Linked DNA regions of Homo sapiens: region 2 is linked to region 1. Evidence: chromatin contacts called from ENCODE Hi-C data. All regions are on one chromosome and are shown on one strand. Each heading gives the region's core, a stretch centred on a gene start or an enhancer-like site at or near the end of the contact. The rest is flanking DNA. Distances are from core to core; before and after follow the strand shown. Region 1 holds the start of JKAMP (JNK1/MAPK8 associated membrane protein). Region 2 holds the start of SLC38A6 (solute carrier family 38 member 6).

Region 1 (2,700 bases), core at 198-2,697:
GTGACATCTGATTCCCTTCATTCATTCATTGATTAAAACAAACAAACAGGCTCGGTGAGGTGGCTCACGCCTGTAATCCCAGCACTTTGGGAGGTCGAGGTGGGCAGATCATGAGGTCAGGAGTTCCAGACCAGCCTGGCCAAAATGGTGAAACCCCGTCTCTACTAAAAATACAAAAATTAGCCTGACGTGGTGGCGCGCGCCTGTAGTCCCAGCTACTGGGGAGGCTGAGGCAGGAGAATCGCTTGAACCCAGGAGGCAGAGGTTGCAGTGAGCCGAGATCGCGCCACTGCACTCCAGCCTGGGCTACAGAAGGAGACTCCGTCTCAAAACAAACTGCGGTCTACATGTGAATTAATTTGAAAAATTATGCATCTTTTGACTATTCTTGAACAATCATTTCCCAAATTATTCACGAATTCACAATCTAGACTGCCTGGTCTACAGTGCCTTCTCTCCTTTCACATTCAAGCAGACTTTTTACTTCCTTCTCCTTATGCTGCTGAGAGAAAAAGAGAAACAGCATTGAATAATATTCCTCCAGTTTAATATTTTCGCTTTTAACAAATTTCGGACTTAGCTTTTTAAACCCACTGGCCTCTTTAATGGGCGCTTATTTTTTTTGTAACCAATTGTAATCACAATGTTCTAAATTAATACATGAAAATGAATATTTCAGGTTTTTCAAGAATGCAGAAGGTAAGGAATTGGAAACTTCTGTATGGGCTTTACATCTAGTAGATGCTTAATAAATACACGTGAATATCAATAATCTAAAGTTTCTCAAAATCCAAGGCCTGAAAACCAGTATGATAAACTGAACTGAAATAAACAGCCTATCACTTACTAAGCAAAACCCAGGCTCCAAGCGACTGTTGAATTTCTCCTTTCATTTCCTTTAGCGAACGATGGCTAAAGTTTTAAGATTCCATTTTTTTGCAGCGGTCCTGCCCTTTGTGACGGGCGCTATAAATCTACGTTTGAGGTTGAAGCAGTAGACAAATTATGCAGCAACTTGCTTCTGCTTTACTGTTTTTTCTGCACTATCACCCGCGTTTTCAATTCCGAAGTCAACCCTCAAGCAAGTGTTCCCTCGACATTAAACTAAGGGACTGAAGAGACATTTCGGACCAAACAACAAAGACCTGGCATTTCGCCGCAGACAGCGCGCCTCCCCTAGTAGCCCGTTGCGGACAGACCACCCCAACCCCGCAGGAGTGCGGAGCCCGGCCCGAGGGCGGGCGGGGTCAAGGGGCGAGCCTGCGCCGCCAACCGAAGGCCGCCTACAAAGAGCCGAGCCCGAGGCCAGCCGTGTAGGAAAGTAGTCGGGACTACCAGAAACGCTTCCCGGGATCTTGGCGACCACTCACCCATGGGCCGCCTGAAGGTTTTTTTCGAGAAGCACTAGATCAGCGGATCTGGCAGCTGCACCGAACATCCGGGCCACAGCGAGCTCGGCGGCTCCGCCTCCCGGTAACCCGGGCGACAGCTCCGAAGTTCCTCCCTCGCTTCCGGGTTTAGGCTCCGAGACCCCGCCCCCCGGACGTGGCTGGTTAGCGTCCCGCCCTCCTCCCGCGGAGTCAGTGGGTGAGGGTCGGGCTTGAAGCCATAGCTGCGGGACCGTACTCGTCTCCCCCGACGCAGACCATGGAGAGCGCGCTGGCGGTGCCCCGGCTGCCCCCGCATGATCCAGGGACGCCGGTGCTGTCGGTGGTGGACATGCACACGGGCGGCGAGCCCTTGCGTATCGTGCTGGCGGGGTGTCCGGAGGTGTCTGGGCCCACCCTGCTGGCCAAGCGGCGCTACATGCGCCAGCACCTTGACCACGTGCGGCGACGGCTCATGTTCGAGCCCCGAGGGCACCGGGACATGTACGGGGCGGTCCTAGTCCCGAGCGAGCTGCCGGACGCGCATCTGGGCGTCCTGTTCCTGCACAACGAGGGCTACAGCTCCATGTGCGGCCACGCAGTGCTGGCGCTGGGCCGCTTCGCTTTGGACTTCGGGCTTGTGCCGGCGCCCCCTGCGGGCACCCGCGAGGCCCGCGTCAATATCCACTGCCCCTGCGGGCTGGTGACCGCCTTCGTGGCATGCGAGGACGGCCGCAGCCACGGACCGGTGCGCTTCCACAGCGTCCCGGCCTTCGTGCTGGCCACAGGTAATGGGCGGGACCTTTCCAGCCCAGGGCAGAGCTGCAACCGGGACGCGACTAACTACATTAACGGTTTTTCTGGGCTGGAACTCTGGCAACTAACCTACTCCGCGAAACCTTGCAATTAATAGAAAGGTAAATCACTGCCAACGTGTGTCAGCAGCCTTGCGTATTTGGTGCGTGTAATTTCGATTTTCCCTGACTCCCATCCGCCTGTGGTTTTGGGAGACCCTTGAGGAGCGAGGAATTGCGTGTTACCCTGACTCAGCGCCTCCCTCTGCACTGGTGAGGCATTCCTAGAGATTTCACCGGTGGATAAAGCAAGGTACGGTGGGGTCAAGGAAAGAGCGAAGAACAGCCAATGTACCAGGGTTCCAGGCTGGCTGAGAATATGCTTGGTAGACACAGAATCACACTTAATAAGTTACTAAACCTGGTCTCCTTTCCTCACCTCCCCCACTTCTTTGAAGAATTAAATGAGAATGAATGAACAAAGCAGTTTATAAATCATTAAGATACGAATGTTGCTTTTCTTTAAGAACAGGAACACA
Region 2 (2,700 bases), core at 93-2,592, 1.5 Mb before region 1:
CACTTCCCATGATGGCATTCATCAAATTAAACACTGATAAACCAAATGAAACACCTGGGGATCGCTGTCTGTGAAGTTCCTGTAAGCACACAAATTTAGTAGTGTTAAATGTTTGGACGGTGAAGTTAAAATTTCGTAAAGAAATTCCATAAATGAAAGATTATGGAAAAAAGCTGCAAACCACCAGGGTTTGTATGACACACTCGTTGCTTAACCAACACTAATTTCCTTTCCTTTCCTTCCCACCTCCCACTACTGCAGCTCCAGGAATCTAGGGTTTCTTAGGAAAATGATTTCCACCAGTACACAAGACAGGCAGAGTTCAGGAAGGGCCATGACTAACCTTGTGACTGCAAGAGATGAAGATAGGATGGGAATGGAGTGGGGAGAGAGAGGAGGGATAAGGCCTCAGCTCATGTGATTACTAAAGAATTGCTGAGTCAACCTGGGACTGCTGTGGGCAGTTGTTTCTCCTCAATTACTAGGACTGCACAACTAATCTCTACTTATATATCTAATGAATTAGTTCTACCAAACTGGAAGGATGGTCAGGAATATCTTGCAATGACAATATTATAAACAGAAGCAATTCACGTTGTTCTGGCAGTATCCCTGAAAACATCCCCCTCCCCACAAACAGCACCGGGAACAAAGTCCTGGGAACAGTGTCTAGGACTCGAGTTAAAAAGCGGAGTGCCCACTGCACAGGCTTTAGGGTCAGGAACGTGCTATGCACTTACTACCAAGCCACTTCCATTCTACCGCTAAGAATTTCTGTATTAAAATGTTTATTATTTTCCCTCCCCCCATGACTAAGTCGGAAGAGGAAAATCCTGTGACTCTTGCAAAGACCTCACGAGACTGGTGGAGAAAATAAGGTGACAAAAATACTAACTAACAGCAGTGAGTACATAATCCTAGGGCCGCTCATCCCATCATGTTCGCAGCTTCCACTCAACGCTGCATCTCTTCCACCCGACGCTTTTCATCTTTTCTTTCTAGAGTATGCTAGGCTGCTATCACGTTCATAACTGCGCCAATCTCATCTGAATCTCGGCGGCTGCCTTCAGACCCCATCCCCCAGGGTTCAGGCTCCAGCATCTCCCCTGTCCCGGTGCGGTCCTCCTTTTCTGGGTCTTATTTGGCAGGCACTTGAGGGAAGCCGGAGGGCGTCAGCGCGGGGAAGCGAACACAGCCCACTTACGTTGCTTAGCAACGGACTCAACTCTTCGGCCTCCGCTTCTTCAGGCTGCTGGACAGAGACATACCAGCCCCGCTCAGCGTTGAAGCTCCCCCAGGACGCCTCCATGCTGCTCTCCAGCTGACTACCAGTTCCATCTACGAGCCTCTACCCCTGCCCTGCGCTCCAGTCGTCGGTCGCGCCAGAGGCGGAGCTTTGAGCCCGGCCCTTCCGGCATTCCGTACTTCACCAGGGCCTGGAAGGAGAGGAGCGAGTCGACTTGATCTGATGACGCGCGCCCTCTTCGCGGCGAACAGTGATGATGTCATAGAAGACCCGCCCATCCACCCGCGACCCACATCCGATCGGTACCGGAGCGGGAGGTGAGGGGTCGGCTCGCGGATCCAGCTGCAGAGCGACGTGGGGAATTGGAATGGTGCTTTGGTGAGGTGGCGGCCGCGTTAGGGGCTAATGGTCCAGGGGAGGTACCAGCCCGCCCAGGGCTGCTCTCTGCCATGTGCTGCCTGGGCACAGAAACATCGCGAGGTCACCCACCCGCCTAGGTGCTGAGCTTAGTTTCGAGGTTCTGGATAGTAAGGAATGTTTCAAAAGCCTTTCGCCACATTTTACTGGTGGGAAAACCGAGACTTATAGTAATTTATCCAGGGTCACCCAGCTGGTCAGCTGCTAGAACCAATTTGATCTCTGACGGTGAAGTTAGACTTCGTTGCTTTACAGGATTCTGGGACAGGGCCCTTTCCCCTTACAAGTAAATTCTTTGGTATTTTAGAAGACAGTGAATAACTGATACTATGCATATAACAATCAGCAAAGCTCTCGTCCTCAAAATACAGAAGCCTCTAGTTAAAGGCAGGACATGTGGCAGTAAAGCATCGAAAACAAACAACAGAGCAATATATTAAGAACACAAGCACCGAAGTCAGTCAAAACTAGGTTTTAATCCATGTTTAGCCACTTATCAGCTGGGAGACTTTGGGTGGGTTACCTTACGTCTGAGCTTTAGTTTACTTATTTACAAAATGAGGGTGCAATACTGCACACCTCCCAAGATTCATAATGTACATAAAGCATTTAGCGCAGTATCTGACACAATAAGCACCCATGAGACTATCCTAATAAATATCACCACTAGTAATGGTCATGTATAATGACTATTTCATTTACAGATGACCATTTAACTCATACTTCAGTCTTCCAATCCCAAATGTATTATCTAGAAAATTGTGGGTGAAGAGGATCATTGAGTATGGCTAATGGATCACTAAGCCCTCTGAACTGGGAGCAGATGGGTTGAAGGTGTAAATTTAATATATACCACTATTATCTACCACTAATACGACTTCCTGAAGAAGTCATCCTAGTCTGGAAAAGATAGTATACTTCCCACACATCACTAAACGTTTTATTTGTCAGCATTTAGCCCGTTATTTGAGATAGTAGAATTTAGATTTTTATTCTCAAAAGCTGTCGTGTGTGAATTTTTTTTTTTTTTTTTTAAG

Evidence for each region. A loop is a pair of places that touch in the nucleus more often than their neighbours do. Pooled maps may share reads with other maps.
Region 2: a map of CD8-positive, alpha-beta T cell shows a loop between it and region 1 (7-fold over the local background). The contact joins the promoter of SLC38A6 here to the promoter of JKAMP in region 1. A Hi-C loop is called at or near these places in 5 of 168 maps with a recorded cell type or tissue (CD4-positive, alpha-beta T cell, CD8-positive, alpha-beta T cell, Right ventricle myocardium inferior and 1 more), 4 of 37 single-sample maps with no recorded cell type and 12 of 50 pooled maps.

Annotation. Positions count from the first base shown.
Region 1 is chr14:59,483,264-59,485,963 of GRCh38, reverse strand. It overlaps JKAMP (JNK1/MAPK8 associated membrane protein), which reads right to left and starts at 1,447. Exons shown (of 7, transcript NM_016475.5): 1 at 1,371-1,447. The coding sequence starts at 1,374. L3HYPDH (trans-L-3-hydroxyproline dehydratase) reads left to right here and starts at 1,556. Exons shown (of 5, transcript NM_144581.2): 1 at 1,556-2,155. The coding sequence starts at 1,648. RefSeq lists an enhancer at 1,202-1,481.
Region 2 is chr14:60,979,887-60,982,586 of GRCh38, reverse strand. It overlaps SLC38A6 (solute carrier family 38 member 6), which reads right to left and starts at 1,342. Exons shown (of 16, transcript NM_153811.3): 1 at 1,205-1,342; 2 at 1-79. The coding sequence starts at 1,309. TRMT5 (tRNA methyltransferase 5) reads left to right here and starts at 1,508. Exons shown (of 5, transcript NM_020810.3): 1 at 1,508-1,624. The coding sequence starts at 1,614. RefSeq lists an enhancer at 1,239-1,618.